Linked DNA regions of Homo sapiens: region 2 is linked to region 1. The links are chromatin loops, found by intact Hi-C in ENCODE. Cell type or tissue: breast epithelium. All regions are shown on one strand.

The links. A loop is a pair of places that touch in the nucleus more often than their neighbours do. Peaks named below come from ENCODE experiments on the same cell type or tissue, not always from the same donor. Only the 100,000 strongest peaks of a DNase experiment are listed, where the experiment ranks them.
Region 2: it touches region 1 in a loop (9-fold over the local background); 4 of 110 quality-filtered maps call a loop at or near these places.

Annotation. Positions count from the first base shown.
Region 1 is chr1:30,118,647-30,126,646 of GRCh38, forward strand. No RefSeq gene overlaps it. Among named protein-coding and RNA genes, the nearest start is that of LINC01648, 85 kb to the left of the region's middle. In breast epithelium, no CTCF peak of the experiment used is centred here; no DNase peak of the experiment used is centred here.
Region 2 is chr1:29,377,530-29,385,529 of GRCh38, forward strand. No RefSeq gene overlaps it. Among named protein-coding and RNA genes, the nearest start is that of LINC01756, 31 kb to the left of the region's middle. RefSeq lists an enhancer at 2,008-2,302. In breast epithelium, no CTCF peak of the experiment used is centred here; no DNase peak of the experiment used is centred here.

The DNA of each region.
Region 1 (8,000 bases):
CTGTGCAGAAACACCAACCCCAGGAGATATCGGAAATGGGCTCAGAGCTGCAGAGATGAGGACTGGGACCCTGTTCCCCTGGCCAGTGGACACTGGCGTGGAAGGACAGTAACAGTAACTCCACACATGTCCACCGAGGTTTACACAATGTGTCCACACAGAATGGATGAGCCCATTGGAGGAGGCGGCACTGAAATCCTGGCTCTTTGTCCTAAATTTTCTATTGATTCATAATATTTGTACGTATTTACGGAGTACATGTGAGATTTTGATACTCTGCCATTTACCAGCTGTGTGGTCTTGGGCAAACCATGTCTCCTCCTTGGAGCTGGGGTTTCTCATCTGCGGAGTGACCCAGCTCACAGGACCGTGGTGAGGAGTCACTGGGATAAGAATTCAACTTTGTGACTGGCACATCGTAAATCCATAGCCAGTACCCAAGTGTTATTAGCCCCACTGTAGAGGCACAGACACAGGGACTTACAGGTGGCCGGTGGCCCGCCTGGGGGGCTGCAGTGGGGAAAAGCATGGTCTGAAGCCAGAGCCCTGTGACTCCCAGGCCAGTGCTCCATCCACTGCATCCTGGGCTCTCAGGAGGAGGTCAAGAGGGGACTGCCTGGTATCTCCCCAGGGGAGCAGAGATCCCAGAATCCCCACATTCTTCCAGGGATCCAGCTTCCTGAACATGTGTCATCAGGTGGGCCCCAGGATGCCCAGAAGGGTGGCCACTCTGCTGAGGACACCGAGGGCAGGTGTCCTTGGAGGGGAGCTGAGCCAGAACATCATTCCTCACATTCCCACTGTGCCTTAACTAAACTCTGCCTTAATTTCCGTTACCACAGAATGCATGCGTGCATGCTTGTATGAACGAGTGAATTCAAATACATCATTCTATCTGGAGGAAATGGAGTCTCAGAGAAGTCAAACGATTTGCCCAAGATCAAACATTCTGGTAGGCCAGAGGAAGCTCAAACCCCAGCCTCTGCCACTAAGGTCCATGCTCCTCCCTAGCCCTACACTGCCCTGCAGAGCTTGGGTCAGGAGTTACGAAAGGAAGAGGCCAGCATGGGCTGGAGGCATCAGGGAGGGCTTCCTGAAGGAGGGGGAGCCCAATCTGGGTCCTGAAGAACACACTGGAGAGGAATAGCATGCAGGGAGGGAGGCACAGCCCACAGTTTGCTGCCCCCAAATCTTTAGGACTCAGGCCTGGATTTCTCCACCAGGAGGGTCAAGGTCTTCCTGGAACAGGCTCCCCAAGACCCTCTCCTCAGAGCAGGTGGAGCTGCATCCAGGCAGGATGGGAGGCAGCTCCCAGGTAGGGGGTGGTGTGTCGGGTAGAGCAGGAGCTGCTGGGAACCTCCTGTTCACTTGGTTCCCGGCCCAGGTGTGCTGGAATGGGAGCGGCACCCTTGCCCGTCTTCCGTAAGGGGGACTGTGGTCTCACAAGAGCCTCTGATGAGGCCATTAGACCACATTCCATCAGCCAGTCAGCCCCACCAGCCACACAGACAATTGCTGCAAAGCGCCTCATCAGCTGAGAACTGTGTAACCAAAGGGCCCTGAGATTTCCATTGCAAATTCCCCATGTGAGCCGCAGCTTGCAAAGGTAAGAATCCCCCCATTATGTCCACAATTGGGACAATTAGTCCATTTCTCTTTCCTGTTCCTGTAATGAGCCTGCAGAAGCAAAACAACATCAGGCGGGTATGAAAATACACATCAGCTCAGCTGCAGAGGGGTATTCTTAAGACTATTTTGGGAGCCAGATGCCTGTGTGCGTGGGAGAGGCATCCGTCCTCTGCACAGATCAGCTTTCCAGATGTAGGCCCAGGAAGCTGAGCCGGCAATTCTTTGAAACCTCGAGTCTTTTCCCTCTTGTCTCCCCTCACTCCCTTTGGCTGGCATTTGGTAATGCCAATGAAACGCAGACCCTGAGGTTGGCACCAGCGATTTGGAGATGGCCGAATGCCTCCCTAAATATTGTGGCCTAGGCACCTCGCTTGCCTGACCCTAGTACCAGCCATCCGCCTGAGTCATAGTCCCCACCCTGGGAGGGACTCTGAAACCTGCAGTGCCACCATTCTGTATGTAACACATGTGTTGACCACCTACTATGGGACAACCACTGTGTTAGGGGAATCAACAGTAAGCAAAACTGCCACGGTCCCTCCTGGAGCTCAGTCTAGAGGAGACAGAGACTAATCTAATCTAGAATCACACGAAGCAGCGTAAAATGATAGGTGCTCCAAAGGAGAGGCTCAGCATGCGTGAGAGCACTTGAAGAGGGGATTTCAAGGCAGGCCAGGAGGGCATCCCTGAGGATGTGATCCCCTCGGCTGCCATCTGAACAACGAAGCAGAGTTATCAGGTGAGCTTGGAGCTCAGAGAGAGTGTTCAGACCAGGCAATAGCACATGAAAAGGCCCAGCGGCTGGAGGGCTCTTGGCAACCACAAAGAAGTTCAAGGCCTGTGTGGCTAAAAGGCAGGGAGTGGGTGGGAGCCTGCAGAAAGAGCAGGACCCAAGACTGTGCAAGGGTCTCAAATGCCACTTTAAGGATTTGAGTCTTCATCCCAACAGCAAGGAGACAGTGGAGGGCAAAGAGGAAGCAAGGTTGATGTGATCAGATCTGTGTTTCCAAATCAACCCTTAAGCCACAGCACAGTGGACCAAGATGGAGACAGTGTTGGACAGTGTGATCTGAAGGTAGGAGCATTGTGGCTCATCCTAGAGGGAGAAGGACAGCTTCCGGGAAAGAGGGGACGGGAATGATGAGTGTCGGCATCTGTGGGGCGTTCATTTAGCTATTTGACACGTCATTATTGAGCACCAACTGTATGCTTGATCCCGTATTCAGTGAGGGAGTGACAGGATAAATAAGAACAACAAAGTCATTGTCCGCAAGGATCTTACAAGGGGAAGCAGATATTTCCCTGATGTTTCAGGAAGGGCCAGCTCACTGAGAAATGTCTGGGCTGCTGTGATAATCAGCTCTTATTGGATGAGAGAGAAAAGACCAGCCAGGGATGTTTGGATATGAACCAATCACCCCAAATAAATCAAGGGGACTTGAGGAAAGGACACAGGACAGAGTCAGGCCCTCCAGGACTGAGAGTCACCCAAGCCTGTCTCCCCCTCCTTCCCTGTGCAACCCCCTGGATGGTGCCCTTCAAGGTGGGCTCCCACAACAATTCATTTTGCATCGTGGGTCAATATTTCCCAGAGCAGGAACCTGAGTGGGCTCAACTTGGCTGATTGCACAACAGGAGGCTCCCAGGAACTCTGCAATGTTAGCTTCCCCTTCCCCACTTTGCAAATGAGCAAATACAACATCAGAGAGGTGAAGACATTTCCCAAAGAGCTACTAAGTAACAATGTCCTGGTGTCCAGGCTGGTGATGACATGTGGGAGCCCCATCATGAGCATGGAGGAAGCCATTCATCCCGACCTTTACTTTGATGACAAGGACAAGCTCCACCTGACGGCAGGCACTGCTGAAGCAATAACCCTAGCAATACCCATTTAGAGCCTCCTGGGTACCAGGCACAGGCTCTAAGCCCTTCTATCTACTGATTTACTTCATTTTCACAATAACACTTTGGAGCATATTCCAGTTATATGTTGCCACTGTGATGGTGTGCTGCAACCATGAGAATGAGTAGCTTCAATCAATGGGTACTGATTGAGTTCCCAACTCTTTGAGTGGGCTGGACAATTCTGCTGCATTGGTCAAGCACTCTCCGTCTTCTGAAGTCAGCTATTACCTCATCTGTGTGTTGGCTTTGCTGATGTTGCCTGGCTTTCTCTCCTATCTGAGGGCCTTGTGTAGTCTTTGATTATCCAGCAAGATGGCCTCAGGTTGTTTAAACAGAGATGTCAAATTTCCAAATGGGGGAGTCCCTTGAGGTACAGGCTTCAAATCGACACCTACACATGCAACATAGTCTATTGGCCAAAGCAAGTCACAGGACCGTGCATACTGAGGCAGTAGTAAAGAAACGCCACCTCTTCATAGCGGAAGTCATATGCAAAGATGGGTAGGCTACTGGGGTAGGCATCATTATAATCAAGCTACTCTCCAGACGAGAGCACTGAAGATCAGAGAGATGCAGTGGCTTGCTCAAGACCACACAGCTACCAAGGGGGCATGGGTGAGTTTTGTGCCCAGGTCTGTGCTCTTCTCCATGGCTCTGCTGCTTCTTGAAAGCTGTGAGCAAACTACAGACAGAGAAATCCAGGGCTGGGAGAACCTCGAGCTTCCAGGATCCTGAGCAGGAGACTCCTGGGGTTAAGGGAGACCCTGAAGCCCTAGGGAGGACTCTGGCAGCTGGAGGAGAAGGGCCTTCCTCTCCCAGAGGGGCAGAGGGCCACCTGAGCAAGTGTCAGAGCTTGGACATTAGGCCCAGCTCTGTTGGCAAAAGGTGAGTCTGGATTAAACTCATTCATTCATTCATTCTCCCATTTATCCATTCATCCACTCAGTAAACAACCTTGGAAGAGAATCCTCTTGACATATTCTGCCCTGGCATTGTCTTCTACTGGTCATGCCCATTTATTCTTTAACAGTCAGTTCAAATGTCTCCTCCAGGAAGCCCTCCCTGATATGCAGAGTTAGTGCCCCTTTCCTCTCCTGCCCACACACTTTGTGTTTTTGCTGCATCCTGGCTGGGAGGGAAGGAGGGAGTCTGGATTGTCACTGCTGATTTATGTGCCACTGTCCACTCCCAGGGTCCTGTGAGAGAGCCAGTCTTGGGCAGGCCAGGGTCCCACCTTAATCACCTCCTCTGTCTTCCCCAGGGACTGCAGGTTCCAGGAGAACAGTGTAGAGCTCTGTGCATCTCAGGGACTGTGGCTTGTTGGGGTCTAGAACACTGCAGGTCACAAAGCAGAATCTAAAATACTGGATGGAAGAAAGAAGGGAAGGAAGGAAAGAAGAGTTAGAGAGAGAGAAAAGGGAGAAGGAAAGAAAGAGAGGGGCCTTGCTTCCTAGGCGTAGCATGAGGGAAGGAGACAGAGAAGAAAATCGCAAATTTGGAGGTTGTGAGAGGTGAGGGAAGCAGAAACACTCGAACATTAAAAATGGTCACATCGTGACCTCTGACATTTTGCTCAATCAGGAACAAATCACTTAGTACTGCAGGTAGATCTGAGAGCTACTCAGAGTTTGCTCTCAGAAGAGCTTTCTGGAATGAAACATTTCTCCCGGGGCCTGCCTCATGCTGAGCCACATCCAGCCCAATTCCATGGGTCAGAGAGAAATTTTTTCCAGTACCTCTGCCTGGGCAAAAGAGCAGAGGTCCTGATCTGAGGCTGGGTTTGGGTGGCTGCTCCATCCAGCATGTGACCTTGGACGAGTCACTCAAACACCCAGAGGACCCGGACAGTGGGAGTCTCTCCCTTCCTTTCTTGCTTCTCCTCCACACCCTCCCTGGCCTCAGGCCATCTTTAGGGTGGGGTCCTATCCTCTTCCTGGAAGTCATCTAGACTGCCCGTCCTCTAGACTGGAAGGTTGAAAGCCAGGCTAGAAGGTCAGGCCAGCTGGGCTCAATCCAAGCTGCCCTCCATTCTAGGTCCTTGCTGCCCCAGAAGGTGACAGCAGCATCCACATCAGTGGGGAGATGTAGGCTCTTGTGCCCCACCCCGGACCTCAGGTGAGCCTGACTCTGCACTTAACACACACCTGAGGTGCTGGGTGCATACTTTAAAGTGTGAGGAGCCCTGGTCCAGCTGGTGGGGGAGACAGAGCTGTCAGAGGCCTGCAGGAGGGCTGCAGGGACAACCAGGCCTGCTTCTCCCCAGAGGGACCCAGCGACTGCCAGGGTGACTTTGACACGCACAGACACATCTCCACATGGGAAAGAGCAAAAACTAAGACAAACACACTTCCTGGCTCTGTGACTTGGCCCCATCACCCCACCTCTCTGGGGTCACAGTTCCCTCCCCTGTAAAATGGGGATAATAACAGCCCCTTATCCCAATTATCCTAAGGGTGGAGGGAAGTAATTTGCATAAAGCTGGGAGTGGCGAGGCCTGGTGGGGCCTGCCCCTCTGTCCTCTCTGCAGGAACCTCCTCTGCCCTACATCTCCCTCCTTCTCTGGGGCACTTCCCAGCCTCCCTCTCAAGTTTCCTTCCTGCCAACCAGGACTTCCCCAAATCTGGCATTGGTTTTTCATCATCATCTCTTTTCCTTCCTGGTCCTTTTCACGGCATGGAATTATTTGGTTGTTCATTTGCTCATTTTGCTTGGCTGCTTCTGCAGTCAAGAGCCTCGTGGTGGCAAGGACCTTGTGGGTCTCAGTCACAGTGTGTCCCCATCCTTAGCACAGAGTTTGGCACATAGAGGAGCCTGATCAATACCTGCTGGATGGAGGGATGAGGAGTGGGGCTGGGCCGTATCAGTCAGGATGGTGAAGTGCATAACAAACAGCCCCCACATCCCAGTGGCTTCACCCAGGAAGAGTTGATTTCTCTCCCAGGCAAAGCCCAGGTGGCTGCTGCTGGCCTGGGGCGTTTCCTCCAGGGGGTGGCTCTTCTGAGTAGTGATGCAGGGATCCAGACTCCTTGATCTGGGATGACATCATCAACATGCATGGCCTCCAGGGGAATCAAGGAAGGAGAAGTGAGTGAGGAGCAGGTGTCCAGATGCTTAACCACCTCGGCCAGAGGTGTCCACATCATTTCCACCCACATTCCACTGGCCAGAGTTAACGGTGGCCCCACCTAGATGCAGTGGGGCTGGGCCAAGTCATCCCTGGCTGGGCAGCCCCTGCCCAGCACTGGCCCTGCGCTGTGAAAGGGGAGTGTAAGGCCCTGGACAGCAAGCCTGTCTCTGCCCCTCTGCGGTGGTGATGGACGATGCCCTGTCACCCTGGGCCTCCTCCTGAGGCCCCTGCTTTCCTTTCTCTGAGCCTCTGGCTGACAGGATGTCTGGTCAGGAGGGGAGCGGGGAAGGGTTCCCAGGGCTGCCTCCACACTGGGCTCAGAGATGGGGGAAGATCTGGGCCATTCCAGCTGATTGTGTTCAGAACCTTCTGTGTCTGCCAGGCTGCTAAGTTGGTGCCATCTGCCTGCATTCCCAGCACCAAAGCCCTGGCATAAACAAGTTTTATTTTATGGTTCTTAAAGAAAGTTTAGGCAGAGGTGGGGAGAGAGGGGAGGGGGGCCTCAGAATGATCTAGTTCTCTGGGAGCCAGAGTGTCATGTCCATCTGCATTCTGCCAAGGGGGCTGAGTGGAATTCACGGTGGGCAGAGGAGGGTTGAGTGGCCTGGGGGATGACATTACTGTGAATTCCTACCTCCCCCATAGACTGGGGCTCCTTGGGCCTGAGTCTTCTTGTTCCCAGTGTCCAACCCACGGTCTGACCCGGAGCAGGTGTCAAACAAACTCCTGCTGAGTAAATGATTGAGGGGAAGAATGAGCAGTGGTGAAGGGCAGGGTGGGGAGAGGCTGACTGGGATGTAGTGGGAGGCCAGGTAATTTCTGTGTTAAGCACTGTAATGAATTATCCAATGGGAGGAAGCCTGGGGTGGCCTGAAAGATCCCAGCCTCCTGGGATGACAGAGTAAGCAGGACCTGCAACTTATTTCTTCAACAAGGTGACACGATGTCACTTCCATGATTTGGTTACAAAAGACTGTGACTTCTGCCTTGCCGGCTGATTATTTATATTGCCTTCTTGTCTTCTGGGTTTTGGTGAAGCAGGTTGCTATGTGGGAGACACTCCCGTGGCAGGGAACTGAAGCAGCCTCCAGCCAAGAACCAGCCAAGAACTGAGGCCTGCAGCCTATCAGCCCTCTAGGAACTGAGTCCTGCCAACAAGTGCAGGAGCTTGGAAGCAGATCCTTCCCCAGTCGAGCCTTCAGGTGCCATCCCAGCCTAAGCTGATACTTGTATTGCAACCTGTGAGAGCCACTGAAGCACAGGATTCAGCTAAGTTGTGCCCAGATTTCTGCCCCACAGAAACTGTGAGGTAATAAATATGTGTTGTTTTAAGCCACTA
Region 2 (8,000 bases), 740 kb before region 1:
TAGTTACTCCTGCTCTTTTTTGGTTTCCAGTGGGATGGAATATCTTTTTCCACCCTTTCATTTTCAGTCTATGTGTGTCCTTATAGGTGAAGTCGATTTTTTAATTTATTTTTTTCTGAGAGAGAGTCTCACTCTGTCACCCAGGCTGGAGTGCAGTGGTGTGATCTCGGCTCACTGCAACCTTCACCTCCCTGGTTCAAGCAATTCTCTTGCCTCAGCCTCCCGAGTAGGTGGGATTACAAGTGTGTGCCACCACGCCTGGCTAATTTTTTGTATTTTTAGTGGAAACGGGGTTTCACCATGTTGGCCAGGCTGATCTCAAACTCCTGACCTCAGGTGATCCACCCACCTTGGCCTCCCAAAGTGCTGGGATTACAGGCATGAGCCACTGTGCCCAGTCTGAAGTGGATGTTTTTTAAGGCAGCACAAACTTAGGTCTTTTTTCTTTATCCATTCAGCCACCGTATGCCTTTTAATTAGAGAATTGAATTCATTTACATTCAGTATTATTGATAAGTAAGGACTTACTGCTGCCATCTTGTTGCTTGTTTTTTTTTCGGTTGTTTTATATATCTTTTTCTTTCTTGTTGACTCACATTGTGATGAAATTATTTCTTTGGTAGTATGTTTTAATTTATTTTTTGCTTTGTGGTTACCATGAGGCTTATAAAAACATCTAATAGATATGACAAATTATTTTGAAGAGATGACAACTTATCTTAGATCACAAAGGAAAGGACAGAAAAAAAAGAACAAATGGGAAAAAACCTCTACATTTCAACTCCACCCCGAATTTTGATGTTATGTTGTCCAAATTTACATACTTTTATATTGTGAATATCTCAACAGGTTGCTGTAGCTATTATTATTTTTGATAGGATTTATCTTTTGGGATTCACAGTAGAGTTAGGAGTGGATTTCACAATTCATTTCCACCACAATTACAGTATTAGAGTATTTTGGGTTTCTGTGGAGTTAATTTTACCAGTTGGTTTTATATTTCAAGTGTTTTCTATTTGAATGTTATTTTTATTTCTTTCAGATTGAAGAACTCCTGTTAGCAATTCTTGTAAAATGGGTCTGGTGGTGGTGAATTCCTTCAGCTTTTGTTTGTCTGGAATAATCTTTATCTCTCCTTCATATTTGAAAGATAACTTTGCTGGATACTGTATTCTTAGATGGCAGTTTTTTTTTTTTTTCTTTCAGAACTTTGAAAATGTCACCCCATTCCCTCCTGGCCTGTATGGTTTCCATTGAGAAGTCTGTTGTCAGACAAATTGGAGCTCCTTTATATGTTATTTGCTTCTTTTCTCTTGCTGCTTTTAGGACCCTCTCTTTGTCCTTGACCTTTGAGAATTTGATTAATATGTCTTGAGGTAGTCTTATTTGGGTTGAATCTACATAGTGTTCTCTGACTTTCCTGGAGCTGGATATTTATATATTTCTCAAGTTTTGGAAAGTTTTCTGTTATTGTTTATTTGAATAAGCTTTATACTTCTTGCTCTTGCTCAACTCCCTTCCTTGAACACCAATCATTTTTAGATTTGGTCTTTTGAGGTAATTTTCCATGTCTTGTAGATGATCTTCATTCCTTTTCATTCTTTTTTTCCCCTCTGACTGTGGATTATTTTTAAACAGCATGTCTTCAAGCTAACTGATTTTTTTTCCTCTCCTTAATCCATTCTGCTGTTGAGAACGTCTAATGAGTTTTTCAGTTGAGTACATGTATTTCTCAGTTCCAAGGTTTCTGTTTGATTTTTAAAAAATTTCAATCTTTTTGTTAAATTCCTGTGATAAATTTTAGAATTGCTTTTCTGTGTTATGTTGGAGATCACTGAGTTTTTAAAAAACTGCTATTTTGAATTCTTGGTCAGAGTGTTCACATATCACTGTCTTATTAGGGTTAGTTACTGGTTCCTTGCTTTTTGTGTTTGAATAGGTCATGGTTCCCTGTTTTGCTTTTGTTTATTGCGGATATATGTCTATGTCTTTTCGTTGAAGGATTAGTTATTTTTTGTAGTCTTTTCTGGCTGGCTTGTTTTGGTTTTTATTAGATACTCTTGCTCAGAGAGTTTGTAATTTACCTGTTGATTTTCTTTGTTTTTTCCCCATTCTGTTGCTGCCTCTTTTTGACACTAGATGGCGCCTTAAGCACATGCTTGCCTTGGTTCTAAATAAGCAACTAGAGCGCTGCGTTTACTGACTGGGGAAAGGTCCCAAAGGGGAATACCCGAGTAGTGCAGGAAGCCTGGCTAGGGGTTCATGCCCTGGGAATCTGTGGAATGAACCTCCTACAGCATGGTGCTGCTTAATGGCCACTCTGATTTGGTGTTTCCTTTGGCCGAGTTACTAAGCAGAGTTTCCAGAATTGGGGATGGTAGTCCTGCCTCCCCTCTTTGTCTCTGACTGTTTGCAGGGATATTTCTCCCTTCAGGCATTCCTGAGACTTCTCATGGATTGAGGCAGGGACACATCTTCTGCCAGGAAACCAAAGATGGTGGGGAAGTTGGTTGTTTACTTCAATCTCACTTTTTCTGGTGTAGAAAATGTGAGTCTTGGGGAAATTTTCCATGCACTTGGTGCTGGGCAGTTTGGGAGAGGGGTGTTATGGATATGGAAGTCCAATTCTCTTAGCATCTACTCAGAGTTTTTTTGCTTCTCATGGCCCTGGGAACTGTCTCCTCTTTATATGTGAATTCTGGGATATTGCTGGCGATCATCTCAGTGCTGTCTAGTTCTTTCTGGTTTTCTATGGAGGGGGAGTGAAGCCAGCTTGCTACGACACCACCATTTTGGAACCAGAAGCCTGGAAGTTTTTTTAAAAGATTCCAACCCAGGATGCTCTCTGAGGCAACTCCTAGCCCTGTGACCAGAGGACCTTCTACTCTACGGGTTGCCAAACTTGTTCTGCACACTTGTCTGTGAGACTTGTCAAAAACACAGATTCCTGGACCACAGAATATAACTCTCCAAGCTGGTGGCCTGGGAGTGTGCCTTTCCCCAAAGCTTTCAGAATAATGTAGATTAAGGTAGTCTATGATTCAGACTTTGGGACTCACTACTCTAACCTTAGTGTTCCTAACTTATTTTTTTAAGGAGAGGAGGTCCCAGTCATATCCAGTGTTCATCAATATCCAGCTCTCCTCTCCTTCCTGGGTACATGGCAGCCTATACTTTCCAGCTTCCCTTGTGGTTAGGCAGACATTATGACTAGTTCTGACTAATGGACAGTGAGTAGACTTGACATGTGAAACTTCTGAGCTGAAGCAGTGAAAAGCCCCTGCAGGATCTTCCAGCTTTCCCTTATTCTTTGTTAGAGATCATGGAGGCAGCATGTTGACACAGTTGGGACATAAGATCAAAGCAACCCGGATAACTGGGTTAACACATGGAAGACAGCAGCGTTGGAGAATCACCTGATTTTCAGTGCAGTTTGTGAGAGATAAAGAAATAGAGAGAAACTCCTAGCCAGTGAGATTTGGGGCTGTTTGTTACTATAGCATAACACTAGCCTACCCTGATTAATACTGATCTCTCTGAGAATCTGGTGAAAACTATGGATCTTCTCCTTAGGAAAATGTGCACTTCCATATAATCATAAAATTTAGGCTACCTTCAGCTGGGCATGGTCGCTCACGCCTGTAATCCCAGCTACTAGAAAGGGTGAGGCAGGAGAATTGCTTGAGCCTGGGAGGTGGAATTTGCAGTGAGTTGAGATTGTGCCATTGCTCTCTAGCCTGGGCAACAAGAATGAGACTCCATCTCAAAAAAAAAAAAATTTAGGCTACCTTCTTGGGGTTTCTTTTCCTACCTCAGCTCTAGGAATTATTATTATTATTATTTTTTAGATGGGGTCTTGCCCTATCACCCAGGCTGGAGTGCAGTGGCATGATCATGGTTCACTGCAACCTCGACCTCCCGGGCTCAAGCAATCTTACCACCTCAGCTTCCTGAGTAACTGGGGCCACAGGTGCACGACACTACACCTGGCTCGTTTTTTTTTTTTTTTTTTTTAACATTTTTGTAGAGACGGGGTCTCACTGTGTTGTCCAGTCTGGTCTCAAATTCCTGGACTCAAGCAATCCTCCCACCTTGGCCTCCCAATGTACTGGAATTACAGGCATAAGCCACTGCACCTGGCCCAGATCTAGGATTATTGACTCATGTCACTGCCAATTCACACTCTGTGACTTGATTTATAATAATGGTGGTATTCTCCCCCATCACTGCTCTTTGTCCCTGCTCTCCTTCATTGGTGGCCTTTGGGAGCTCCAGCTCTCTGCTCCGACTCCTCGAGTGTGTGTCCAAGTGGCCGGAAGAATGAAGGGCCTCATTTATGAGCACCTACCCTCCTTCGAAGGTATATGGGAATATAATTAGAGTTATATAATTAGGAATTATATATAATATATTCGTAATATTAAATTTGATTAAATTTCAGGGGTTTTGACCTCCCTGAATCGTACCCTCTCATTCATAAATCATGGATTAATAACCCCAACTCTTACCCGAGGCCAGAAAACTCCCAGAGGCTCATGGGACATTTTCCGGGACCTCACACATGTCTACTGAAGGATTTCCTACTCAGAAGTGGAGCCCCACCTTTGAACCCCCAGGCCTGATAGGGTTTCCTTGCCCTACCTCAGTGGCATCTACAGTCAAAGCTTAGGCTTGGCAGACATTGACATTTGCAGTCAGGATCTGCCACTTATGTTCCCGCCTGAGGCTTAGTTTCTGGGACTTCAGCTGTTAGAAAAACACCAAACTTCTGAAGACCCAAGATGCCTTCAGTCTGGGTCTCCGCTTTCGCCTGCAAGGGGCTGACTTCCAGCTTGGCAAAGGGGAGAATCCCTGAGTCACTGAGTTCTGGATTCAAGAGATGGATCAGACACTTGCTAGATGTGTAGGTTTGAACAAGTCACTTAACATTTCTAGGCCTCAGTTTCTCCATCCATGAAATGTGAATATTGTATTAGATGATCCCTCCCATGTCCACACATCTTCCACTCTAACTAAACCAGGCAGGTCTCTACTCTGGAGACCATCCCTACCTCCCCGCCTTTGCGCATGCCAATTCGTCTGCCAAGAGAGCTCCCCCCTTTCCCATCTCCATCTCTCACTTTTAAATATTCCCTACATTCTAAGGCCTGGTTCAAAAGCCATCAAAGTCTCCCGTGACTCAACTAGAAGGACTGAATAGTCTTGTGGCTACCCTTCATTTTCTGCTGTTATCTCTGTATTTCCCAGGCTCTCCCAATTAGAGAAAGCCAATGTTTATTGAACACCTACTATATGCCAGATTTTGTGTAATGTGCTTCACCAGGATCCACTTTTGATTTTTCCCAGCAACCTGTGAGGTAGACATGATGATACCATTTCACAGAGGTGGACGTGGAGGCTTAGGGAGATCAGGTGAGTCATCACAGGTAGGGACCAGTAAGGGACATTTGGACCTAGGACTGTCTGCCTCCCACGTGGGGGGTCCCTAGTGCAGGGGCTGCATCTTGTCCCTGGTGGGCACCCTATGGGTGCTTGTTGAGGGGCTGGTGGGTTGTACCCGCCTCCAGCTGCCTGTGGCTCAGAAATTAGCAGGTATAACCATGCGGCTCTGGGCATGGGTTTGATGATCAAATGCTGGGCAGGTCTCTCTCCTTTCAGCAGTTCCAAAGCTCAGACAAGAGGAGAAGAAACCTGTGCTAGGTGCAGATGCATCCCCCTCCGCCTCTGTGTCGCTAAGGGCATGCGGGTGGACTGCAGAGTGCGTCTTGGCGGCTGGACTTGGGAGAATTAACTTCTCCACTCAGGGCTTACATTTCAGGCTGCTGTGAGCAGAGGCAGGAGGTGGTGGAGTGGAGCGGAGCGGGAGGTGGGGAGGGGAAGGTGCGAACTCCCAGCCCTGATGCTCCGGCATCTGTGGCTTCTCTGCTGCCTCTCCCCATCGCTCTTTCTCTGTGCTTATTATTCTCTCCCCCATCTCTTCAGTCTCACTGTGGCCTTTTCCATCTTCCCCAGCTCGTTCCTCCATTCCTCTGCCTGCGTCTGTTGTGACATGTTTCTCTCTCTTGTCTCCCTCCGCCTCTGCCTGAGAGTGTGTCCTGTGAGCGTCCCCCTCTCTCTCTGAGATTGTGCCTCTTTCTCATTTATATCCTCTCACAACGGCTCTCTCTTCGTGGATTTGTCTGTAACTGCCTTTGTATATTCGTGTATCTGATTTTTCTATCTTTATCTCCCGCTAGGCATTTCTTATTCTGTGTTTTTACTTCCTAGTGTGAATCTGTTTTTTCTCTTCCTTTCCCCCTCTCCTACCTCTTCATATGTATGATCTCATCTCCATGCCCCCACCTCGCACTGTGTGTGTTTCTCTCTTTCCTTCCTTGTGAGTGTGTGTGGAGGGTGCACTTGGTGTCTTTGTGTGCTAAAGGCTTTCTTGATGTCTCTTCTCTGTTTCTCAATGAATCGATGGAATCTCTCTCCCTCTCTTACTCGCTTGCTCCTCCCACCCCATATTTGCTGCTGGTACCAACATGGAAATCTGGGAGACTCAGATGGGAGGGCCTTGAGTTCCAAGGAAGGGGGAATCAGCTTTCGGGCAGGCAGGCAGCTCTCAGCTGGGCATCAGGAAGGAAGGAACATGTTGCAAATCCAAGGGGGACTCTGAGTCATCTCATCCGGGGCAGCGGGAAAAACACTGGACTCTGAGCCAGAGAAACAGAGTGGGAGCCTGGAGCCTGCTTCTTCCACTTCCTGTGTGACCTTGGGCAAGTCACCTAACCTGTCTGACCTCAGTTTCCTCATTAGTAAGATGGAGCTGTTGTAAAGATTAAATGAGTTCATTGCTATAGAACTGGAAGCCCAGTGCATGATGCAGGGAGTGCAATGAAGAGATGGATGAGCCAGGGTTCAAAAGCTTCCCCCAAGTGGACAAAGGCCCACAGGAGGATGCTGGATGGAGGAATTGCTGGAGGTCAAGGAAGGAGCCAAGGAGGTGTCCTGGAGGCAGGTGCAGAGGACAGGCTGCGGGAACATCAGACAGTGGGTTGGGGTCATGGGGGCAGCAGGAGGTTGATGCTGGTGCCTCCCTCTTTAGCCCAGACCCCCTTTCCCACACCCCAGGTATTCCCAGTCCCTCTCTCCAGGGGGGGCCACCACAGGGGCTCCTCAGAGGTAGAAAGCTGGAGACAACGCCTGCCAGGGCTGGCAGAGTGACCAAGGCCCTGGACTCCAACCTGTAGTTCGGAGGGAATCAGAGCTTGTGCTGTAGATGCCTAGCTGGGGTTGCCTTTCTGCCCCTGCCCAGTGCCTAGGGCTGGGACAGACGTGCTCACTCACGTAGCAATTACTCACTGAGCCCTCGTTTGTGCCAAGGGTGGCAGTGCAGCAGAGGGTTCAGTCTAGTAGGGGAGACAGAGACAATTCAAGTACCCGCAAGACATGCAGATGACCACACGTGGTAATGAAGCGTATGGGGTGTGATGAGCACATAGGATCCAGGGTCTGACCTCACCTGGAGGTCAAGGTGGGCTTCCTGGAGGAGGTGATTTGGAGCCAAGAACCCAAAGGCTGGGAAGGAGCTGACCCCTGCTTGAGTAAATAGGGTGGGGAAGATAATTCTGTTGTAGTTATTTATTGCTGCATAACAAACTACTGTAAAATTCAGTGGCTTAAAACAACCATTTTATTTTGTTCATCATGTTGTGGGCCAGGAATTTGAGAAGGGCTCAGCTGGGCCACTTGGTGTCAGCCAGGAGCAATATTGGGGCTGGAGGGTCCCTTCCAAGATGACATCTTCACTGTTTGGCATTTTAGTGCTTCTTGGCTCTTTCTTCAGATGGCATCTCCTCCAGAACCTTCTGCATGCCTTTAGCTTCCTCACCAGATGATAGCATCGTGATAGATGGAGCTCTTACATGGAGGCACAGGGCTGCAAGAGACTGTAAACTAAAAATAAAATCCCAAGCCCACAATCAACTAAAGGGACCCCCTCTTGGCCCAGGGACCCC